Linked DNA regions of Homo sapiens: all the other regions are linked to region 1. The links are chromatin contacts, found by Hi-C or POLR2A ChIA-PET in ENCODE. All regions are on one chromosome and are shown on one strand. The core of a region is the stretch at or near the end of the contact, and the rest is flanking DNA. Distances in the headings are between cores, read along the strand shown. Region 1 holds the start of EXOSC2 (exosome component 2). Region 2 holds the start of GPR107 (G protein-coupled receptor 107). Region 3 overlaps GPR107 (G protein-coupled receptor 107). Region 4 has its middle 23 kb from the start of FAM78A.

What was found. Hi-C counts contacts between places; a loop is a spot of excess contacts on that map. ChIA-PET counts read pairs that join two places held with the same protein, here RNA polymerase II (POLR2A). Pooled maps may share reads with other maps.
Region 2: a loop to region 1 is called in a pooled map, with 6 times the contacts of the local background. The contact joins the promoter of GPR107 here to the promoter of EXOSC2 in region 1. A Hi-C loop is called at or near these places in 4 of 50 pooled maps. POLR2A ChIA-PET finds 5 or more read pairs at or near these places in 2 of 52 experiments (MCF 10A and activated B cell).
Region 3: a loop to region 1 is called in a map with no recorded cell type, with 6 times the contacts of the local background. The contact joins the enhancer-like site here to the promoter of EXOSC2 in region 1. A Hi-C loop is called at or near these places in 2 of 168 maps with a recorded cell type or tissue (ovary and posterior cingulate gyrus), 2 of 37 single-sample maps with no recorded cell type and 8 of 50 pooled maps. POLR2A ChIA-PET finds 5 or more read pairs at or near these places in 1 of 52 experiments (RWPE1).
Region 4: a loop to region 1 is called in a pooled map, with 7 times the contacts of the local background. The contact joins the enhancer-like site here to the promoter of EXOSC2 in region 1. A Hi-C loop is called at or near these places in 4 of 50 pooled maps. POLR2A ChIA-PET finds 5 or more read pairs at or near these places in 2 of 52 experiments (GM12878 and activated naive CD4-positive, alpha-beta T cell).

Annotation. Positions count from the first base shown.
Region 1 is chr9:130,689,327-130,695,029 of GRCh38, forward strand. It overlaps EXOSC2 (exosome component 2), which reads left to right and starts at 4,454. Exons shown (of 9, transcript NM_014285.7): 1 at 4,454-4,587. The coding sequence starts at 4,466. RefSeq lists an enhancer at 4,517-4,706.
Region 2 is chr9:130,051,034-130,056,736 of GRCh38, forward strand. GPR107 (G protein-coupled receptor 107) reads left to right here and starts at 2,873. Exons shown (of 18, transcript NM_020960.5): 1 at 2,873-3,040. The coding sequence starts at 2,900. It also overlaps a transcript of FNBP1 not described here. RefSeq lists a silencer at 2,861-3,170.
Region 3 is chr9:130,125,914-130,131,616 of GRCh38, forward strand. GPR107 (G protein-coupled receptor 107) reads left to right here. Exons shown (of 18, transcript NM_020960.5): 16 at 1,570-1,653; 17 at 2,727-2,848. Among named protein-coding and RNA genes, the nearest start is that of GPRACR, 15 kb to the right of the region's middle. RefSeq lists an enhancer at 3,045-3,264. Within about 2 kb of position 2,483, at least 28 of the 41 ENCODE cell types and tissues checked have a DNase peak (open chromatin) inside an H3K27ac peak, as active enhancers do; they include ovary, where a contact is called at or near this core.
Region 4 is chr9:131,250,170-131,255,872 of GRCh38, forward strand. No RefSeq gene overlaps it. Among named protein-coding and RNA genes, the nearest start is that of FAM78A, 23 kb to the right of the region's middle. RefSeq lists a silencer at 2,445-2,761 and enhancers at 2,468-2,517, 3,713-4,214. Within about 2 kb of position 2,587, at least 19 of the 41 ENCODE cell types and tissues checked have a DNase peak (open chromatin) inside an H3K27ac peak, as active enhancers do; they include GM12878, where a contact is called at or near this core.

The sequences.
Region 1 (5,703 bases), core at 3,204-5,703:
TGTGGGAGGCCAAGGTGGGCAGATCACTTCAGGTCAGGAGATTGAAACAAGCCTGGCCAACATGGTGAAACCCCGTATTTCCTAAAAATACAAAAATTAGCTGGGCGTGGTGATGGGTTCCTGTAATCCCAGCTACTCCGGAGGCTGAGGCAGGAGAATCTCTTTAACCCAGGAGGCAGAGGTTGCAGTGAGCTGAGATCGCGCCATTGCACTCCAGCCTGGGTGACAAGACCAAGTCTCTCTCTCAAAAAAGAAAGAAAAGAAAAGAAAAAGAAAAATCAGTGACAAGAAGTAAAACAGGATCAAGGGATTAAAAAAAAGGACTGGAAAGTTATTCCAGATAAGGTGATCAGGGAAGTCTTCTCTGAGGAGGTGATGTTTGAGCAAGCCATGAGTGAGGAGAAGGAGCCAGCCACACAAAAGCCTGGGAGAAGAGAATTCATGCAGAAAGAGACCAGAGTGAAGGGCCCTGGAGTGATGAGAAGCTTGGTGCTGTGGAACCGAGGGGAAGCCAGCTAGTCTTGAGGCAGGAGAATAGGGTCTGGAGGCAGGGAACATAAGGCTGATTCACACTGACTTTCTAGAACTAAATCAAAAGGAAAACCCCAACTTTCCACGTCCAAGTAACCAAAGGACCAGAGGCTACTCCCTTTGCAATCCCAGCTTTTCTGTGTGCAGATGAAAAACTGAAAGTACCTCTGATTGCTCCCTTCCCACTACCAGTCAGGCTGGTAGGTGGCCAAGTCTTCATTTGCATGGGAGTATAACTTTGTAACTTCACTTCAGCCTCTGATTGATAACTTTCCACAGCCAATCAGACATTGGCGTAGGGTGTAACTTTTAACTTCAGCCTCTGATTGGCCACTTTCCACAACCAATCAGACTGATCACGGGCCACTCCTTCATTTACACAGGGCGTACACCAAATAACCAATGGGAAACCTTTAGAGGGTATTTAAACCCCAGAAACTTCTGTAAGGAGCCTGTTGAGTTTCTTTGCTTGAGCTGTTCTTGCCCTGTAGAGTGTACTTTCGTTTTCAATAAATCTCTGCTTTTGTTGCTTTATTCTTTCCTTGTTTTGTCTGTATGTTTTGTCCAAGACGCCGAGAAGCTGGGCACCCTCCACCGTTAACAGTCCGGCTGCAGCATAGTGAGTAACGCAGTGGGTTAGGACGAGCGTGAGGTCAGAGACAGGCAGGAGTCAAGAAGTGCTGGAAGCAGAGAAGTGATTTAATCTGTTTTTAAAGCTCTCTCTGGCTGCTGTGCGGAGATTGGATGATAGGAAGGACAAAAGTAGAATTAGGAAGACAAGCTAGGAGGTTATCTCCCTGGTAAGAGATGCCGTTGATCAGCCTGGGGCAGTGGCTGCGGAGATGCACAGATGTGTGGCATCAGTGAATCTTAGACCTTTTCCGCCATTGAAATTACATAGGGAGTTAAAACACGCACAGACTTCTGGACCTTACCTTTGCAGAGCCTTGTGAAAGGCAAATAAATCTTGGGGCCCCAAAATCACTAAGCTAAAGGGAAAAGTAAGTCAAGCTGGGAACTGCTTAGGGCAAACCTGCCTCCCGTTCTATTCAAAGTCACCCCTCTGCTCACTGAGATAAATGCATACCTGATTGCCTCCTTTGGAGACGCTAATCAGAAACTAAAAATACAAAAAATGCAACCATTTGTTTCTTTTTTCTTTCTTTTTTTTTTTTTTTTTTTTTGAGACGGAGTCTCACTCTGTCGCCCAGGCTGGAGTACAGCGGTGCGATCTCGGCTCACTGCAAACTCCGCGTCCCGGGTTGAAGCCATTCTCCTGCCTCAGCCTCCCGAGTAACTGGGACTACAGGCACCAGCCACCATACCCGGCTAATTTTTTTTTTTTTTTTTTTTTTGTATTTTTAGTAGAGACGGGGTTTCACCGTGTTAGCCAGGGTAGTCTCGATCTCCTGACCTCGTGATCCGCCCACCTCGGCCTCCCAAAGTGCTGGGATTACAGGCGTGAGCCACCGCGCCTGGCCTCAACCATTTGTTTCTTATCTACCTATCACCAGGAAGCCCCTTCCCAGCTTCGAGTTGTCCAGCCTTTCCAGACCGAACCAATATTCATCTCACATATGTTGATTGATGCCTCATGTCTCCCCAAAATGTATAAAACCAAACTGCGCTCCGACCACCTTGGGCACAGGTTGTCAGGACCTCCTGAGCTTGTGCCACAGGCACATCCTCAATCTTGGTGAAATAAACTTTCTAAATTAACTGAGACCTGTCTCAGATATTCGGGGTTTACAGCCTCAATGCCTAAGGAATCTATACTTTTTACAAGCCCCCTGGGATGTGCTGCTTCGTCTCCGGGTACCCACTTGTCTACTGGTCGTAAAGGGGTAAGTGTGGCCGGGCTTGGTGGCTCATGCCTGTAATCCCAGCACTTTGGGAGGCCAAGGTGGGCGGATCACTTGAGTTTAGGAGTTCGAGATCAGGTTGGGCAACACGGTGAAACCCTGTCTTCACAAGACAAATACAAAAAATTAGCCGAGCCTGGTGGCATGTGCCTGTAGTCCAAGCTATTCAAGAGGCTGAGGTGGTAGGATTACCTGAGCCCAGGAGGACGAGGCTGCAGTAAGCCATAATCGTGTCATTGTACTCCAGCCTGGGTGACAAAGACTCTGTCTCGAAAAAAATAAAAATAAAAAAAGGTGCGTGTGATGATGCAGAAAGAGGAGCACTGGGGATGGGAGAGGGGGAGTCCCTGTCGTTTTGGATTCTAGTCCCAGTTACGGGTCTGTTTGGGGGGCTCGGTGGCCCCAAGTGATCATCAGGGATAGCAATGCCTATCTCGAAGATGGGCTGAAAGTGAGGAATACATAACATAGTATTTGTAAAGCACTCAGCAAAGGACCAGCCGAAGCACTCGGGCTATTTCTGGTAAAGGGTGCAGGCTCTGGGGTAAATCGCGTGCAGTTGGAACACACATCGGCTTTGCAGCCATCTGCTAATGTGAATTCCATTCCTTTTGGGGCCTCGATTTCCTCCTCCATAAACTGGTATCCACAATGCCAACCTTGTGAACGCTGTGAGAATGCGCGGGGTAAAGGCGACGTCTCTCCCTCCCGGGAAGAACTTGGATGGTGTCAGGCCTACACTCTCGCTCCGCCTAGGGCCGCTCGCTGGGCCTGGCTCCCCGGCTGCCGGGCTACGCGAGCTCAGAGGACACCATCGCCCTCTTATGGCCGCGGCAGGACTGGACCGAGGGGCTGGGCTCTAGTGCCTTCCTCCAGGCACGGCAGAGGGCGAGGGTCTGGCAGCCCGCTTACCCAGGGCCTCGGGGCACTAGCATTCATGTCATCGACTGCCTGGCAGGGCTGGCTTTCTTAAGTGTGGTCGTGAGACTTGCTTAAGTGGAAGAAATGCTGTCGCTTTGGAGATTTATAAAACAATTGGCTCGATGGATCTTTCTTCAGGAGGCGGACTTGGTTTACCGGCTTTACTGACCACAGCTGATGCCAATGATTTCATTTAATCGTCTTTAGAGTCCCTGTGCATGGGGAGTTACCATCCCCAATTAGTTTCTTGTGAATGCAGGGCAAGGAGAGGGAGAGGGTAGTGGGGGACGGGGAGAAGGGGCGAGGGGTACCCTCCTATTAAAACGGAGCCGCAGAAAAACCCACAGAGACATCCGTCTGTTCCCCGCTGAGTCCTTAGAACAGCGCCTGGCACACAGAGAGCGCTCAACTCGCTGTGTAACTAAATGCAAGCCAAGATCTTCGCATTGTGTGTGCTCTTCCCTTCCCTACCAAATATACCTGGCTTGCAAGGTTTGACCTGTTTTCTTAGACGATTTTTAACTTGTTTCCAAAAGAAATATTGGAGTAAATTAGCTTGTTCAAAGGAGTCCTTATGAAAGGACAGAACCAAGTGAGAAGTATCTGGAGCCCGGTTTGGGGTTATAGATGATGATGTTGAGCCAGCACCCACGGGGCGGCCGCAATGTAGAATCCTGGCGCTACTGGGAACCGTGTGGAAAGGGGCTCTTCTTTCTGTTCAAATAGTGTTTTCTGTAGATCCCATCTCTCCATCCTCCTGAGCTCTCTCTTACAAAATATCGGATTTCAGCAGCTTAGAATTGGACAGAAACTCAGAGGTCCGTTTCTCAATTATCTCTAACCCTGGTAAACAATAAATGGGATGATGAGTACAAGACAGTTTTGGTAAAAAGTCACACGCCACACAACGTGAGATTTTATTATTCCACGGGTGCTTCCTTGCCAATAGTAGACATGGCAGCTCGGCTCCCTTCCCTTCGGGTTCGCCTTATTGTTGCCAATTGTAAACATGGCCTCTAGGCCGTGAGTTCTCATTGGCAGCTGCTCTGAGTCCCCGCCCTTCCCCGCCCCTCCGAACGCGGCCTGGAGTTGTGGAGTCGGATATCGCAGCTCCCGACTGAGCTGCGCCTGCGCAACTCATTGGCGCCAAGATGGCGATGGAGATGAGGCTTCCAGTGGCTCGCAAGCCTCTTAGCGAGAGACTGGGCCGCGACACTAAGAAACATCTAGTGGTGCCGGGGGATACAATCACTACGGACACAGGATTCATGCGGTACGTGGGGACTTGGGGGAGTCGAGGCTTCAGAGAGCGGCTTCAGGGCTCTCTGCACGTGGTCCAGGCCTCGTATCCCTGTGTGTGTAACTCCCCGCGGGACCCAGGGCACTTCGTCTGAGCATCCTACACACCTCGCTTCCGAGCCTCGTGCTTCTTGCTCCCTGCATCTTGTGTGTCCCCGTCTGCATTTGTCTCAGCTCCCTGAAACCCTCCACTCCTGACCTCCGGTGGCTGTGACTTTTGGGTCTTCTGCCTGAAGTCCAAATCTTTGATCCTTCCTTGTGGGAGACCTGGAAAGCTGGGGAGGGTTAGGTGCAGGCTCTTTTCCAGTTTTCAGCTCTCTGAGGGGACGGTGGGCGTTCTTGGCTGCCTCCTCTTCAGTTTAGAATCCGTAATTGTTCGATCTTAGGGCAAACAGTTACATTGTGCTGCATGCACCCATTTATACACATTTTGAATCTAAGGGGTGTAGTGCAGTGTATTGTGGTTAAGAGGGAAGGCTCTTGAGTCAGACAGTTGGGGTTCCGGTCCTGCTACCATCACATCTTATTAGCGGCATTGCCTCTCCACGGTCAGTTTCCTCATCTGTAAGATAGTGATAATAACAGTATGATACGGTAATGAGGATTAAATGAGACAATTATGTAAGAAAAGAAGTAAAACCAGCCATTATATCATCATAGATAACACTAGTGTTTCAACCTTTATTATTATTATTTTTTTACTTGTATATGTACAAGGGGCACAGCATTCATAGCATTGCCCTTTAACCTGTTAGTTTAAGGTTAGTGGATACCAGGAAATTTTTTTTTCTTTTTTGAGACGGAGTCTGTCTTAGATCAGTCGTGCGATCTCGGCTCACTGCAACCTCTGCCTCCTGGGTTCAAGTGATTCTCCTGCCTCAGCCTCCTGAGTAGCTGGGATTACAGGTGCACGCCACCATGCCTAGCTAATTTTTGGTTTTTTTTTTTTTTAGTAGAGACAGGGTTTCACTGTGTTGGCCAGGCTGGTCTCGATCCCCTGACCTCAAGTGTGATCTGCCCGCCTCGGCCTCCCAAAGTGCTGGGATTACAGGCATGAGCCACCATGCCTGGCCCCTAGGAAATCTTAAGA
Region 2 (5,703 bases), core at 1,623-4,122, 640 kb before region 1:
GGGATTACAGGCATGCGCCACCATGCCTGGCTAATTTTTGTATTTTTAGTAGAGATGGGGTTTTGCCATGTTAGCTAGGCTGGTCTCAGACTCCTGGCCTCAGGTGATCCACTGACCTCAGCCTCCCAAAGTGCTGAGATTACAGGCCTGAGCCACCGCCCCTGGCCTAATTTTTGTATTTTTTGTAGAGAAGGTGTTTCACCATGTTGCCCAGGCTGGTGGCAAACTCCTGGGCTCAAGTTATCCACCAGCCTTGGCCTCCCAAAGTGCTGGGATTACAGGCATGAGACACCAGCCAGGCCTATCAAGTCTTTTGATAAGAAAAACAAATGGCAATTATACTTTCTTAAACTGGAGACTATTAACACATTAATTACTTAAAAGAGTTCTGAAAATGTCCAAACCGATATCAAATAATTATTTAATAATAATAGCACTAGATTCAACACTACACATTCTAGTAGCAACCTTAAGCTGATCCTGAAAAGTTAGAGAAAATAGTCCAGGCAGGGTGGCTTACGCCTGTAATCCAGCAATTTGGTAAGCCGAGGTGAGCAGATCACTTGAGGCCAGGAGTTCAAGACCAGCCTGGCCAACATGGTGAAACCCCATCTCTAGCAAAAATACAAAAATTAGCTGAGCATACTGGCGCACACCTGTGGTCCCAGCTAGGGAGGCTGAGGCATGAGAATCCCTTGAACCTGGGAGGTGGAGACTACAGTGAACAGATGTCACACCACTGCACTCAGTCCTGGGCAACAGTGTCTCTGTCTCAAAAAAAAAAGGAGAGAAAATAGAAAAATAAAATGTACTTGACTAAGAGAGTAAGGCTAAAAGCCAAGCTTAGGAGATCAGTCTTTCCAGCCCCTGCAGGCTTTTTCAGTCAATACCTTAAAGTGTAATGTCCCTTTGAAAATGTTGCCAGGAGAAGCAGGCATAACTTGTTCTGTTACTCAGCCTGTTTGTTTCCAGTTACAGCATCATGATTATGCAAATAATCTTTTCTTGAAACTATGAAATCACATGGCTAAATGTAATTGTCAAGGCAGCAGTTTTCTAGAATTTAAGAAGTAACTGTAGAGAAAATGCTCAACAATGTCTTTGTAGTCAGTTTTCCCTCATTCTTATTCCTCTCAATTCCAAAATAATGACTGGCACAATACAGCTTTCAAATATGTGAAAGAAGAAGATATCCTCTTAAACCCCTGGACAGACAGCACTGGTATGACCCTATGTAGGTCACATGATAATACCCAAGTATAGAGAAGCAAGGAATGCTATGAACCCAGTTTTAAGCCCTTATAAAACTGTTGTCCAGAAACTAAGACAAAAGTCTCCTATTTAAAACTATTTTAATGTTTCATCACTATTGTATTATAAAATGGGATTAAGATTCTTACCTGATTTTTTTTTTATTGAGACAGAGTCTCACTCTGTCACCCAGGCTGGAGTGCAGTGGCATGATCTTGGCTTACTGAAACCTCTGCCTCCCAGGTTCAAGTGCTTCTCCTGCCTCAGCCTCCCCAGTAGCTGGGACTACAGGCGCGCGGCCGTGATGCCCCGCTAATTTTTGTATTTTTAGTAGAGACGAGGTTTTGCCATGTTGCCCAGGCTGGTCCCGAACAACTGACTTTCAAGTGATCCGCCCGCCTCGGCGTTCCAAAGTGCTGGGATTCAGGCGCGAATCACCACCCTGCCAGGCCTCATTTCGTTTTTAGTACAGTATTATATTCAAATTTAAAACCAGAGATTTTCAAAGATGCCACTTAACTTTAAAAGATAAAAAGTACTCCAAAGCAGGTTGGGCGCAGTGACTCACGCCTGTAATCCCAGCACTTTGGGAGGCCGAGGCGGGAGGATAACTTGAGGTCAGGAGTTCGAGACCAGCCTGGCCAACATGGGAGAAACCCCGTGTCTACTAAAAATACAAAAATTAGCCGGGCGTGGTGGCGCAGGCCTGTAATTCTAGTTACTCCAGAGGCTGAGGCAGGAGAATCGCTTGAACCCAGAAGGCGGAGGTTGCAGTGAGCTGAGATCGTGCCATTGCACTCCAGCCTGGGTGACAAGAGCTAGACTCCGTCTCAAAAAAAAGAAGTTCCTATAATTTCTGAAAGAAGCAAAGAAAGTTTCCATACAGAATTAAGAGAAAAATGTTAAGACCCAGACTTGGGGTTGGATGAAATAGCATGAGGCAACAGAACACAGGAGTTAAGAGCTTCCGTGTGATTCCCAGCTCAACCTGGAGCAAATGACTTATTTCTCAGAGCCTCAGTTTGCTTACCTGTAAAGTAGGAATAATGATAATACGTACCTCCTAGCTCATCAAATTGTTCCAAAAATTAAATACAACAAAAGGCCTAACAAATTGCCTCATAAGGGCTCAATCAATCGTATTATTGCAACCATTTCGCTTGTATTTGAGTGTGAAGCGCCTAGAAAACCACAGGACCCCTACGGCGAGCCGGGAATTTTTAGATATTTTCCTCCGAGTCAACGCTCAGTGAAATCAGTTCAATCAGTGGCCCGACACCGTGCGGCTGACACAGCTTATCCCCCGACCCTGAGATCAGGGGTCCCCGGAGCCCAAGGTCGCTTCCAAAGCTCAGCGAGGCGGAGGTGCGGCCCGGGCTGGTCTGGTTCGGCCACCGTTGTTATGGCAACCGCCAATAGGTTGGCTTCATCTCTAACTGAAAGTCTGCACAGGAGCGGCCGATCGAAGGGCCCCGAGGTGGGCAGCACAGGCTCCTCGACGACTTCCTAGGTCGCAATCTCCAGGAAAACGACCACAGGGTCAGCGGAGCTAGCCGCCGAGCCCCGCTCCCCGGGCCCTTCCGGCGGCTGCGCCCTTTCACCCCGGACGTGGGCGGGAGAGGAAGCGGCTGGTGATGCTGGAACAAACATGGCCGCTCTGGCGCCCGTCGGCTCCCCCGCCTCCCGCGGTCCTAGGCTGGCCGCGGGCCTCCGGCTGCTCCCAATGCTGGGTTTGCTGCAGTTGCTGGCCGAGCCTGGCCTGGGCCGCGTCCATCACCTGGCACTCAAGGTAAAGCTTGGCAAGGCCGGGCCGGGGGGCGGAGGCCGAGGCCACTCCCCGGGTTTTAGGGCAACTTTGGCCCATTGGGGACCTCTGAGCCACTGGACCACCTCTTTGCCCCTGGCTGCGGCCTTTCACTGACAGGTGGCGGGGTCTGTGGGGAAGGCGGGTCTGGGCGGCGCTGGGGTCTTCGGGCTGACCGGCACGGGGCGGGAAGACTCGAGCTGAGGGAGGGGAAGGGGCTGAACTGTGGCGTTGCCCCCACGGACTCGGGAGGCTGCTCTTAAATCCCTGCTGGCTTCCCTGAATTCCTCACTCAGGGCAGCCCGATCGCCTTTCTTCTTTCTCCCCTCCAGCTTTTATGCTGGCTTTCCTTGTCCGCGGTCTCCGCTCTTCTGTGCCCTTGTACTGTACCGGCGGTTTGAAGGTACTTGGAACCTTAGCCTCAGTTTCCCATTTCGGTTTAGGGCGCTCTCTGGAGCGAGACTCTAGAGAAGGAATTTCAAATCTTGCTTAAAACACGTGACTGAGAATGTAAAGCCAGCATTAAGGTGTGTCTCTAATCAAAGGGCCTGCTTTTTCTTCCTCTATCCAGCCATTGTCTAGGGAAGAGAGATTTTTGATAAACCTAGAATGATACTCTGGATCTTGCTTTGTAACTAGCAGAGAAAAGACCTCTAAGGCTGAAACGCACCCTAAGGTGGTTCAGCAGTTTACTATATCTGGGAAATTGTCCAGGTGCTGTGGCTCATGCCTGTAATCCCAACACTGGGAGGCCTATGCAGGAGGATTGTTTGAGCCCAGGAGTTCGAGACCAGCCTAGTCAACGTGCTAAGGACCCCCTCCCCAAACCTGTCTCTACAAAAAATTAAAAATTAACCAGGTGTGGTGGCAAACGCCTGCAGCTTCTGGGGAGGCTGAGGCTGGAGGATCACTTGAGCCTAGGAGGTTGAGACTGCAGTGAGCCGTGATTACTCATTGCATTCCAGCCTGAGGAACAGAGCAAGACCCTTTCTCAAAACATATAAACAAAATTAGAGACATAGAAAAGTAAATTGTTATGACCCAAACTCTTGTACATTATTTTCATACCATACAGTCTTCTAAGAAGTGGAACTGTAGGCGGGGCGCGGTGGCTCACGCCTGTAATCCTAGCACTTTGGGAGGCCGAGGCAGGCAGATCACGAGGTGAGGAGATCGAGACCATCCTGGCTAGCACGGTGAAACCCTATCTCTACTAAAAATAAAAAAAAAATTAGCCAGGCGTGGTGGCAGGCGCCTGCAGTCCCAGCTACTCGGGAGGCTAAGGCAGGAGAATGGCGTGAACCTGGGAGGCGCTTGTAGTCCCAGCTACTCGGGAGACTGAGGCAGGAGAATGGCGTGAACCCGGGAGGCGGAGCTTGCAGTGAGCCAAGATCCCGCCACTGCACTCCAGCCTGGGCAACAGCGCGAGACTCCGTCTCAAAAAAAAAAAAAAAAAGAAGTGGAACTGTAGAAAGTTTGTCTTGTAAAAACACATTGTTTTAGCAAACTATGAAGCATTGTATTTTGTTAATGTAGAATTTAAAGAATACAGAATGAAATTAAAAGCCTGGCTTGACTGGGCACGGTGGCTCACACCTATAATCCTAGCACTTTGGGAGGCCGAGGTGGGCGGATCACCTGAGGTCAGGAGTTCGAGACCAGCCTGGCCAACATGGCAAAACCCCTCTCTACTAAAAATACAAATATTAGACGGGCATGGTGGCACATGCCTGTAGTCCCAGCTACTTGGGAGGCTGAGACAGGATAATTGCTTGAACCCGGGAGGCTGAGATTGCAGTGAGCAGAGATCATTGTGCCACTGCACTCCAGTCGGGGCGAAAGAACTATACTCTGTCTCAAATAAATAAATAAATAAATAAATAAATGCAAGCCTGACTGGATCCATACAACCTTACTTTTTGGTAACAACTTTTGTTGTTTGTAGGTAAAAATTATCCTGATTAAAATGGTTCAATCACAGGGGTGGGGGTGGGGCAAGTGAATTTTGACTCTTTGAGAATCTGTTGAGAGCTATAGAACCTCTCTCCAGAAAAGTGCATGTAGAAATGTAGACAAAACTTGGCCGGGCACGGTGGCTCACGCCTGTAATCCCAGCACTTTCAGAGGCTGAGGTGGGTGGATCACTTGAGGTCAGGAGTTTGAGACCAGCCTGGCCAACATTGTGAAATCACATCTCTACTAAAAATACAAAAATTAGCCAGGCGTGGTGGCAGGTACCTGTAATCCCAGCTACTCGGGGCTGAGGCAGGAGAATCGCTTGGACCCAGGAGTAGGAAGTTGCAGTGAGCCAAGATTGAGCCCCTGTACTCCAGCCTGGGCGACAGAGCAAGACTCCGTCTCAAAATAAATAAATAAATAAAATAAAATAAACATCCGAAGTCAGGGGTGTCCAATCTTTTGGCTTCCCAGGGCCACATTGGAAGATGAAAAGTTGTTTTGGGTCACACCTAAAATAGACTAACAGTAACCATAGCTGATAAGCTTTAAAAAATTGCAAAAAAATCTCATAATGTTTTAAGAAAGTTCACAAATTTGGCTGGGCGCAGTGGCTCACGCCTGTAATCCCAGCACTTTGGGAGGCCGAGATGGGCGGATCACAGGGTCAGGAGATTGAGACCATCCTGGCT
Region 3 (5,703 bases), core at 1,233-3,732, 570 kb before region 1:
GCATGGTGGCGTGTGCTTGTAGTCCCAGCTACTTGGCAGGCTGAGGCAGGAGAATCGCTTGAACCCAGGAGGCTGAGGTTGCAGTAAGCCGAGATAGAGTGCCACTGCACTCCAGCCTGGGCGACAGAGCGAGACTCTGTCTCAAAAAAAAAAAAAAAATTGGAGTATCTACCTCTCTCTTCTTTCAAATTTCCCTGCAGAAAACTAGTTACATGTTGTGGTAATAAATTTTCCTTAAGAACAGAAAAGTTAAGACAGTTTTTTTAAAACCTAAAACAGGACTCTGATGGACATGAAAAGTTCTATCAGCTAGCACCAAAAGACAGAGCTTGCTAGAAATTATTAGGATCATAATTTCTTGGAATATATAAGGTATAGGCCTCCCAGAGTTAGTTTGCTTCCTGAGTCTTGAAAGAACGTTTCCAAGTCTTTTTTTTTTTTTTTTTTTTGAGACGGAGTTTCGCTCTTGTCTCCCAGGCTGGAGTGCAATGGCGTGATCTCGGCTCACTGCAACCTCCGCCTCTTGGGTTCAAGCGATTCTCTTGCCTCAGCCTCCCGAGTAGCTGGGATTACAGTCATGCGCCACCATGCCACGCCTGGCTAATTTTGTATTTTTAGTAGAGACGGGTTTTCTCCGTGTTGGTCAGGCTGGTCTCGAACTCCTGACCTCAGGTGATCCACCCACCTCGGCCTCCCAAAGTGCTGGGATTATAGGCGTGAGCCATCGCGCCCGGCCCTGTTTCCAAGTCTTTCATCTGTTCGTTTGGCATTGTCACTTCAGACAGTTCCTTTGCTCAAGCAAACATCAGACTTCAGTGGTAGAGAGAGATGCAAGAGCAGACACTCCACTTGGGGTTGATTTTTTTTTTCTTTCTTTGTTTTATTTTTTCTTTCCCATGGATTTTATGTCATCCACCAAATAGGCACAGGTCATCACAGAACCTCTCTTGTTGCATGCAGTGATAATGAGTGGTCCTTGACCAGCAGGCCAGCTGAGCTTAGTCCCCTTGCACAGGCCATGCTCTAGTGGCCAGCACATTGAGTCTTTGTCACTGCAAGGAGAAATGAAGGCATCCTGTCTTGCTAGAGAACTTGGTAGTATTTGTACTTCTGTGAGTGTGGACCTCGAATGCTTGCAGCATCTGCCAGAGAAGAGGACAGAAGTCAGTAATTTCCCTGTGTGGCTTTATTTTGCTATTACTACTGGTAAATATTCCTCAAAGCCTGAGCATAAGAAATAAAATCTTTGGAGATTGAAATCAAGGGCTTATGTCTGTGGATAGGGTGAGGAAGGGTTAAGAACAACCTGACTAAAGTGTCTTGTGCTCCCGGTGGGTGTGGCTGTTAGCAATATCTTGGTCACCTGGAGAGAGAGAAGAAATTCAAGTGTAACTAGCAGAGTAGCCATGTCTCTCCGCTGCACGTATTAATTCACACTGTAAGTGTCACATACTTTTCTTTGAGTGATTCTGTTTTCTGTTTCCTAGTTCATTTGTGAAAGCAAATTGTTAAAGTGGTGTCCTAATTTTAATGTTGATCTGATTTCCTGTTTCTTTCCTCCTCATGCAGATTGTGTGTTACATATACTTCACTAGGATCATTGCATTTCTCCTCAAACTCGCTGTTCCATTCCAGTGGAAGTGGCTCTACCAGGTACGCTGCTCACAGGGCAGAATGCCAGAGAATTTATGCCTGAGGATAAAGTCTTGAAGTGTAACTTAACAGTTGTTACTAATTTATCTGGGAATGACCACTAAGACCTTCCATCTCTTCTTTTTTTTAACTAAAAATTTTTTTTTTAGTTTTTGAGACAGGGTCTCACTCTGTCACCCAGGCTGGAGTGCAGTGGCGCAATCTCAGCTCACTGCAACCTCCACCTCCCGGGTTCAAGCGATTCTCCTGCCTCAGCCTCCTGAGTAGCTGGGATTATAGGGATGCACCACCATGCCCAGTTAATTTTTGTTTTTTTAGTAGAGATGGGGCTTTGCAGTGTTGGCCAGGCTGGTCTCAAACACCTGATCTCAAGTGATCCGCCCACCTTGGCCTCCCAGTGTTCTGGGATTACAGGTGTGAGCCACCACACTTGGCCTCCTTCCATCTCTTCTGGCCTATAATTGAGATGATCTGTTTGTCCAGAAATGCTGCTGGATTCTATGAGGAATCTGAAAATAATTGCATTCTTGATTTTAGTTTTCAGTCTTAAAAGTCAAGAGAAAAGCTTCAGGTAGAGAAAGATTTGCCCTGAATCATTAGAACTTAGATGAGATGTGGTCCTTTCCTTTAGTTACAGGGCTGAGTAGTTAGAATTCAGGCTGCCCTTCTTCTTTGCCCATTTTATTATTTCGATAATAAGTATCTTTGCGACAAACTAGAACTAGCTTAACTACTAGAGGAAGCCACCAAATGACTTTTTTCTTGAATAACTCACTGGGTGCTGTAGGCACTGTGGGAGGAAGTGGGTATGTGGTGAGCTCTTAAAAGCTACCCATGAAGACTGGTGAAAGCACAGCAGAGCACAGCCTCGGAAATGTCAGCCCTGGGCAGGACACTCCTCGTTTAGGCCTCGGCAAGTCTAAGGAAAATGCCCTGTAGCAGGAAGTGGCATCTGAGTAAAGAACCATCGAGTGGTGGGTTGTGGGGAAATATGTCAGTTTGTTGAATTCCACTGCTTTCTGAAGAACAGTGTTGCTAATCTCTTTATTTTGGGGTGGTTTTTAAACTTGCAGCTCCTGGATGAAACGGCCACACTGGTCTTCTTTGTTCTAACGGGGTATAAATTCCGTCCGGCTTCAGATAACCCCTACCTACAACTTTCTCAGGAAGAAGAAGACTTGGAAATGGAGTCCGTGTAAGAAATCTTTCTTCCCTCTTCCTTAGCCCTGACCCCTTTGCCTAACACAAAGCAGCACAGTGTGAATCGGGTCGGCTGCTCTCAGCATTTCGTGGCTGCAGGGGTGGTTCCTCTATTTTTAGCAGAAGGAAGCGGACACTGGAGCCCCAGGCTGTCTGATCTGGTTTGAAGTACAGTATCTGCCAAACCTAGCTGGGTCTTGTCAGGGAAGATGGAACTTGCCGTTCCACTAAGCATCATTGGAGCCTGCTTTCAAGAACTCAGTGGCAAGAACTTAGGAATATACGTGGCCAGTTCACGAGGGAGAACAGGGGGCCGACTTTCTGTCAGGCCCGCCATCAGGCGCTTACGTCTGAAAATGGAATCTTCTGAGTCATCTCTAAGTCTGCTAATGATCCTCAGACATCCTCTATCGTCAGATAACTGCGTGGCTTTTCACAGCACAATGACTTTGACCTATATCTGAGCACTAATAGGGGCTTTTCTGAGTCACACAGTGAATGACTCTAGGGTCCTATTTTCTGGGAAAGGGCCATCATTGTCTAGAAAAATGAGTAGTGATTAAGCATATTTGCTTGTTAACTGAAATTTGATAAGCCAGGTCAATGCTGTGTTTGATGATTAGCCTAAGGCAGAGTTTTCCCTTCTTGGTTCACTGGTATCAAGTGTTCTGCCCCCAGCCCTGGCAGCCTTTGAATTCTTCCCAATTCAGAGGCTGAGACTCGGCCCATGCTAAGCTCTGCTTGGCTGTCAGCGGGTCAGGCAGCATGGGACAGCTCTCTCTGCTCAGCTCCACGGCAACAGTAAAGGAAGGCAGGTCCTGCCAGCGGGCGCCAAACAGCATCTCCCCATGCAGAGGAAGAAACACCTCCTTCTAAACAGTGGAGAGGAGTGCAGGAGGCCCATCAGCTGTGCCTTTCCCAGAAGTGGCAGGATCTGAGCAAGTGTCTGTTGGTTGAAGAGGCACACATGTCAGGCTGGCAACCAGCAGCATCAGGAAATAACCTAAGACGCGGTGTGTTTATCATTCCCCTGCTGGGAGCCTTTGGCTTGGTCCGTCCGCATAACACGGGGTTCTTTGGGTAGGCAGCTAGAAGCCGAGCGGCCGGGTCGCAGCATCGTCTCCTTTACTGCATTGTACTCCACAGTCGTAATGGGAGGTTCCCGCTTCCCACATCCTTTCCCTCAGCCGTTACATCTTGGAGCCTGGATGCATTATGAAGGTATTTTTGTTTCGTGGCAACAATTTTTTTAAAATTTTGTTTTGGTGCTTCTTTGACAACGCGGCCCACGCAGCTGCCCTCTGTGCAGCCATTACCCCACCAGGCCTGACACAGCTTCTCTCTCTGGGCCTGGGTATGAGGGCACAGTCCAAAGTAACACTGACTTTCTCTCTCTTTCCCCTTCTGTTTCTTTGACCATCTCTCTTTAGGCCTACCAGTTTTGGCAACAGAAGTTACCGGTCAATAATCAGCAAGTTAAAAAGTATCGGATGCGATTTCAATTATCAGACTTGGTAGCTGCCTCCTAGGCTGTGGGTATCCTCAATGATCTGAATTACTTCTGTCATCTTGAGGAGTGAGAGTGGAAGGAAATGTTTGGTGTGGGTTCCTGGGCCAGGAGGTTTTCTCCCTGGGGTTCCCATTCCAGAACGCTGTCCTCATTCATGGTTGCTGTTCACCTTTCACCACTCCCTGCATTATTTCATGTGGGCGAGGAACGTGTGTGGAAATGGGGATTGGGGACTAATAGACTTGTCTCTTCACCAGGTCTCCCCACACTTCCAGACCAGAAAACACTTTTTAGTTATAGAAATGGATATATCGGCTGGGTGCAGTGGCTCATGCCTATAATCCCAGCACTTTAGGAGGCCGAGGCAGGCAGATCACGAGGTCAGGAGTTCGAGACCAGCCTGGCCAACATGGTGAAACCCCATCTCTACTAAAAATACAAAAATTAGCTGGGCGTGGTGGCAGGCACCTGTAATCCCAGCTACTCGGGAGGCTGAAGCAGGAGAATCTCTTGAAATCGGAAGGCGGAGGTTGCAGTGTGCTGAGATCACGCCACTGCACTCGAGCCTGGGCGATGAGAGTGAAACTCCGTCTCAAAAAAGAAAAAAAAAAAAAAAACGCATGAATCCGTGGACCACTTAGGCCCAAGCCACATTTGATTGCAGTCTTGTGTGGCAGAAGGAACCTGTGTCCCATTTGGCACTTTTGGTTGCAAACACAGAGACTTGGGGCTTTGCAAGGAAAGGGGGTTACTGTTTAGATGTCAAGGAAAGAACGCTTATCTGCGGCGGTCGGATGTTGGCCCTTCAGCTGTTCGGTCCCTTAAGTGTTTGCACCAAAACTAGGACACCTAGTGAGGTGGCTGCGAAGCTGCTGAAGCCCCACCGCCGTATGTTCCTGCCAGGGAGGCTTTTGGGTGTTCATCTGACCCAGGTCTCTCTTCTCACTGCTGCAGAGCCTGAGCTTCCAGGACCGTTGCGGGCGCCCTGTCTGCAGGGGGCTAGCCAGGTTTCCTCACATCGTGGGGGCCCCAGGTGTCCCTTCAGCTTCCCAGAGGTTTGCTGGGGGAACAGGATGTAGCGCCTACCCCACCCTGGGCATCTGCCATCAGGTTTCTTCCTCTCCTTGAGTTCACTTCTGCCACTCCCAGTCCTGGCCACACACTGAAGCTCCCTGTCACCCGCCCTGCCTGTGACAACCTCCTGCGCTACCACACACCCTTACTCCCGTTCTCCCTCTTCGCACTCCCAGGACTCACCCAAGCCCAGGGTTGCCCCTGCTACCCCCTCACTGCCCCCGGCCCCTCCTGAATGCCAGGTCCCCCTGTCCTCCTGCTCCGCG
Region 4 (5,703 bases), core at 1,337-3,836, 560 kb after region 1:
GCCTGTTATCCCAGCACTTTGTGAGGCCGAGGAGGGTGGATCACCTGAGGTCAGGATTTCGAGACCAGCCTGGCTAACATGGTGAAACCCTGTCTCTACTAAAAATACAAAAATTAGCCAGGTGTGGTGGCAGGCACCTGTAATCTCAGCTACTCAGGAAGCTGAGTCAGGAGAATCACTTGAACCTGGGAGGCAGAGGTTGCAGTGAGCTGAGAGGCGCCACTGAACTCCACTCTACTCTAGCCTGGGCAACAGAGTGAGACTCCCTCTCAAAAAAAAAAAAAAAAAAAAAAAGGGCAAACTCTTTTTTTTTTTTGTTTTGAGATGGAGTCTCGCTCTGTCGCCCAGGCTGGAGTGCAGTGGCACGATCTCGGCTCACTGCAAGCTCTGCCTCCCGGGTTCACGCCATTCTCCTGCCTCAGCCTCCTGAGTAGCTGGGACTACAGGCGCCCGCCACCATGCCCGGCTAATTTTTTTGTATTTTTAGTAGAGACGGGGTTTCACCGTGTTAGCCAGGATGGTCTCGATCTCCTGACCTCGTGATCCGCCCGCCTCGGCCTCCCAAAGTGCTGGCATTACAGGCGTGAGCCACCACGCCCGGCCAAAAGGGCAAACTCTTAGAGTGGAGTGCTGGCTGCCAGGGGCTGGAAAGAGAGGAGAAGGGGGAACTGTCCTTTAATGTGTGTAGTTTCAGATTTGTAGGATGAAAAAGTTCTGCAGCTCCGGGAAGGTGACTGCCTGCCAAGGAGGCAGGCGGCCAGCCACAGTTCTGACTCCAGGAGCCACATGTACCTATGCCTTTTTTTTGGGACAGAGTCTCGCTGTTTTTGCCTGGGCTGGAGTGCAATGGCGAAATCTCGGCTCACTGCAACCTCCGCCTCCCGGGTTCCAGCAATTCTCCTACTTCAGCCTCCTGAGTAGCTGAGATTACAGGAGCCTGCCACCACCCTGGCTAATTTTTGTATTTTTAGTAGAGATGGGGTTTCACCATGTTGGCCAGGCTGGTCTCGAACTCCTCACTTCAGGTGATCCACCCGCCGCGGCCTTTCAAAGTGCTGGGATTATAGGCGTGAGCCACCGCACCCGGCCGCACCTATGCTTTTGATGATGAGTCCAATGACAGTGATTGCGGTTAACACGGATCAAACCTTAGGCACTGGCTGCCCACCTCGGTCAGGCTGCAACCAGGAAGGAGGCAGCCCACCCTCCAAGGGACACGTGGTCCACATGAGCAGCTCGGCCAGGGGCCTTTCTTCCACCCACCTCATCTATCTGCCTCATTTATACCAAGTGGGCCCGGGACAGATGCCGGCCACGGCGCTGCACAGCCTCAAAGCATGTCCAGCAAGATGGCCTGTGGGGTGGGGGACCTCACCCCTTGTATTGTTTTGTCCTCTCAAAGTCTCAGCTAAAATTGGGGCAGCAAATAAAAGCTTTTTGGGCGGTGGGGGGTGGGGCAGGGATCGGGTCTCGCTGTGTGACCCAGGCTGGAGTGCAGTGGTGCAATCACAGCTCACTGCAGCCTTGAACTCCTGGGCTCAAGCAATCCTCCTGACTCAGCCTCCGGAGGAGCTGGGATTACAGGCATGCCCCATCACGCTGGGCTAATTTTTTCTATTTTTTGTAGAGATCAGGGTCTTACTATGTTGCCCAGGCTGGTCTCCACTCCTGGGCTCAAGTAATCCTCCTGCCTTGGCCTCCCAAAGTGGTGGGATTACAGGCATGAGCCGTGGCGCCCAGTCAAGAAAACCATTTTATCATCCTGTTACAACAAGGTCAATAATAGGTGTTAGCTATTGGCGGTTCTGTGCTGAGGGCCTTGCCTGATGACCCCCCGGAACCCTCCTCCCTGTGAGGAAAGCGTAACCCTGTCTTGCAGATGAGGAAACCGAGGCTCAGTGGTGCCGCCGAATCACTCGGATTTGCTAAGCGCTTACTCTGGGCTGGGCACTTGTCCAGAAGCTCAGGACCATCGGCTTCACGTGCCTCCGCAATCTCGTGAGGTGAGGAACCACCTCCGTCCCCACTCCATGTCCTAGGAAACCGAGACCTGAGAGGAGGGGGACTTGCTCAAGGTCACAGCCGTAGAGGCACCGCCCGCCCAGGAGGGCTCACATGACCCTCTCCGGCCTCCAGGCCCAGCTGCAAGAGGAAGCACCGTCCTGGGGAGCCCGGAGACCCAGGCCCCCCTCACAGGCGAGGGGCTGGCACGCGGCCTCTGGAGGAACTTCTGGCCTTCACCGTCTCCGCCTGGTCACTCGTCAATGGCCGGCTGCCTTCTGGAAAGCTGCTGCTGCGCGACAGTGACCCTGGGTGGAGTGAGGCATCCACGGGTGCTCGCTCCCAGAGATGGAGGCCGGAGCCCTGAGCAGAGGCGCCGGCTGTGCCCCGGTCCTCTGTGGCCCCCAGGGCTGCAGAGCTGGGCAGGTCGATTCCCTTGTCACTCCTAAAAGAACATTTGAAGCCCCCAGCAGGCTGGTGTGGGCACCCCAGTTCCTCAGCTACTCTGGGCTCTCCTTCCCCAGAGGCTGTGGGACCTGCCTTCCGGCCTCCGTCACATGACCGCACAGCGAGGAGGCGCTTCTGTGAACCAGGAGGTGGCCCTCACCACGCAGAAACTGTGGGCGCCTTCATCTTGGACTTCCAGCCTCCAGAACTGTGAAGGATTGGTTTCTGTGGTTGACGAGGCATCCGGTCTATGGTTACTTTATTCTAGAGCCCAACTGGGCCAAGGTGATTGTACGTATCTGTGAATATACTAAAACCATAGAACCGTACACTTTCTATTTGCTTTTATTTTGTGAGACAGGGACTCACTGTCGCCCAGCTGGAGTGCGGTGGCACGATCAGGGCTCGCTGCAGCCTCGACCTCCCACCTCATTCTCCTGAGTAGCTGGGATGACGAGAATGTGCCACCGCGCCCAGCTAATTTTTGTTGTTGTTGTTAGCTTTTTGAGATGGAGTCTCACTCTGTCACCCAGGCTGGAGTGCAGTGGCACAATCTCGGCTCACTGCAACCTCTGCCTCCCGGGTTCAAGCAATTCTCTGACTCAGCCTCCCGAGTAGCTGGGGTTACAGGCGCCCGCCATCACACTCAGCTAATTTTTGTATTTTTAGTAGAGACAGGGTTTCTCCCTCTTGGCCAAGCTGGTCTTGAACTCCTGACCTTGTGATCCACCTGCCTCAGCCTCCCAGAGTGCTGGGATTACAGGCATGAGCCACTGAGTCTGGCCTATGCCTGGCTAATTTTTAAGTTTTTTTGTAGAGATGGGGTCTCACTATGTTGCCCAGGCTGGTCTCAAACTCCTGAGCCCAAGATCCTCCCACTTCGGTCTCCCAGAGTGCTGGGATTACAGGCAGGAGCCACTGCACCGGCCAGAACCGTACACTTTTTTTTTTTTTTTTAAATGGAGTCTTTGTCACCCAGGCTGGAGTGCAGTGGTGCAATCTCACTGTAACCTCTACCTCTCAGGTTCAAGTGATTCACCTGCCTCAGCCTCCTGAGTAACTGGGATTACAGGCGTGTGCCACCATGCCCTGCTAATTTTTGTATTTTTTTCAGTAGAGACAGGAGTTCGCCATGTTGACCAGGCTGGTCTTGAACTCCTGACTTCAGGTGATCTGCCCGCCTTGGCCTCCCAAAGTGCTGGGATTACAGGCAGGAGCCACCACACCCAGCCAGAACCGTACTTTAAATAGGTGAGTTGTGTGGTATGTGAACTGTATCCCAATAAAGCTGAGGTAAAGCATTTTAATACGTTTGTGTGACTGTCTGACCAGCATTCAGTCTGCATTTGTCATGGATGCTGAGAATCCCACATCACTAAGCCAGGCCCCTGTGGTCTAGATGTTGCAGAAGAATTGAGCCGTATTTAGAGAGAAGAGTCCCTGGTCTCTGAGCTAAGCCCTGGTGCTCAGTGTGATTATTCTGGGGGCTCCATTTGCATGTTTAACACGGAGCACAACTGCTATGCCTTTGCTGGGCCCCGGACCGGGGAGGACAGGGTAAGTGTGCGTGTCTCTGGCCTGACGATTAGGAAACTCAGGCATGTGAGGTTGAGCGACAAGCCTGGCCTCACTCAGCAAGGCAAGTGGCAGCCAGGAATAGTGCAGGGCTCCCAGCTGTGTCTGGCCCGCCGTAAACACCCACCCTTCTTCTGTCTGATTGAAAAGGGAACATGAAATAAGAACCAGGGCTCAGGCTGATACAGGAACTAATCCTGCCTCTGCATTCCAAGTCGTGCCGTCTGGGCCTGAAGGGAGCTGGGCTGGCCTTCGCCAGTTCCCATGTTGATTTCGGGTTCACCTCCCTGCACACAGGCACAGAGATGGAGTTCATTCACTCCGACGTGTTCGCTTGCATTTAGTAGTTTCCATCGGCCGGGCGCAGTGGCTCAAGCCTGTAATCCCAGCACTTTGGGAGGCCGAGGCGGGCAGATCACTGAGGTCAGGAGTTCGAGACCAGCCTGGCCAACGTGGTGAAACCCCATCTCTACTAAAAATATAAAAATTAGCCGGGCGTGGCGTGGAGCGCCTGTAATCCCAGCTAGTCAGGAGGCTGAGGCAGAATTGCTTGAACCCGGGAGGCAGAAGTTGCAGTGAGCTGAGATTGCACCATTCCACTCCAGCCTAGGGGACAAGAGTGAAACTCCGTCTCAAAAAAAAAAAGTTTCCATCGTCCAGGGTCAACAGGGCTGCTAAGGACTCGGACTCAGCGTCATGCCGAGGAACCTTAGCAACAGGACAGCTGAGGGCAGTCTGGTAGAACTGGGGTACCAGAAGGCTGGGGTGTCATAGAAGGAGCTGAGACAAAGCACGGGGTCAAAGGCCGGGTGTTTGAAACCAGCCTAGCTCTGCATCTTCCCAGAAAAGTGACCTTTGGCAAGCCCCTTGGTCCCTTCTGTGGGGCAGCGTCCTCACTGATTGAAGGGGAAGAGCATACTTGAAGGGTCAGCAGTGGCAGGAAGGGGCCTGGACAGCACCGGAGTGGCTGGTTGTGCCCTGTGATCCTGATGGGCAATTTTTGGACTGTCACACAGTAAAATATTTGCTTTCATCCTATGCCCAGACCCCAACCAGGTGGGAAGCCATTTCTGTGGGGGCGCCCAAGCAGGATAGAGGATGACCAAGAGAACCACCAAGCCAGAGGCGACAGAAGATCACCTGGGCTGTTAGAAACCTCCGAGGGCCTGCAAGCGCCACAGGCCATCACACTTTTTTTTTTTTTTTTTTAGATGGAGCCTCACTCTGTCACCCAGGCTCTGGAGTGTAGTGGTACAGTCTCGGCTCACTCCAACGTCTGCCTCCTGGGTTCAAGCGATTCTCCTGCCTCAGCCTCCTGAGTAGTTAGGATTATAGGCACCCGCCACCATGCCTGGCTAATTTTTGTATTTTTAGTAGAGACAGGGTTTCACCATGTCGGTCAGGCTGGTCTTGAACTCCTGACCTCGTGATCCACCCACCTTGGCCTCCCAAAGTTCTGGGATTACAGGCGTGAGCCACCGCACCCCGCCAGGCCATCAGCTTTTTTGTTTCCTGATGAAACTGTCTTCTTTTGGGCTCCAAGAGGGGCTTTCCTGTTTGGCCTCATGGCCCAGACTACAGCAAGTCTCTGTCCCATTTAAAACAGCCCCAGAGCAGAAGAGGCTCTCCTGAGAAGTGACTTTGAAAGTGGGAGGTGGAGATGTTATGGGGTCGCTGTGC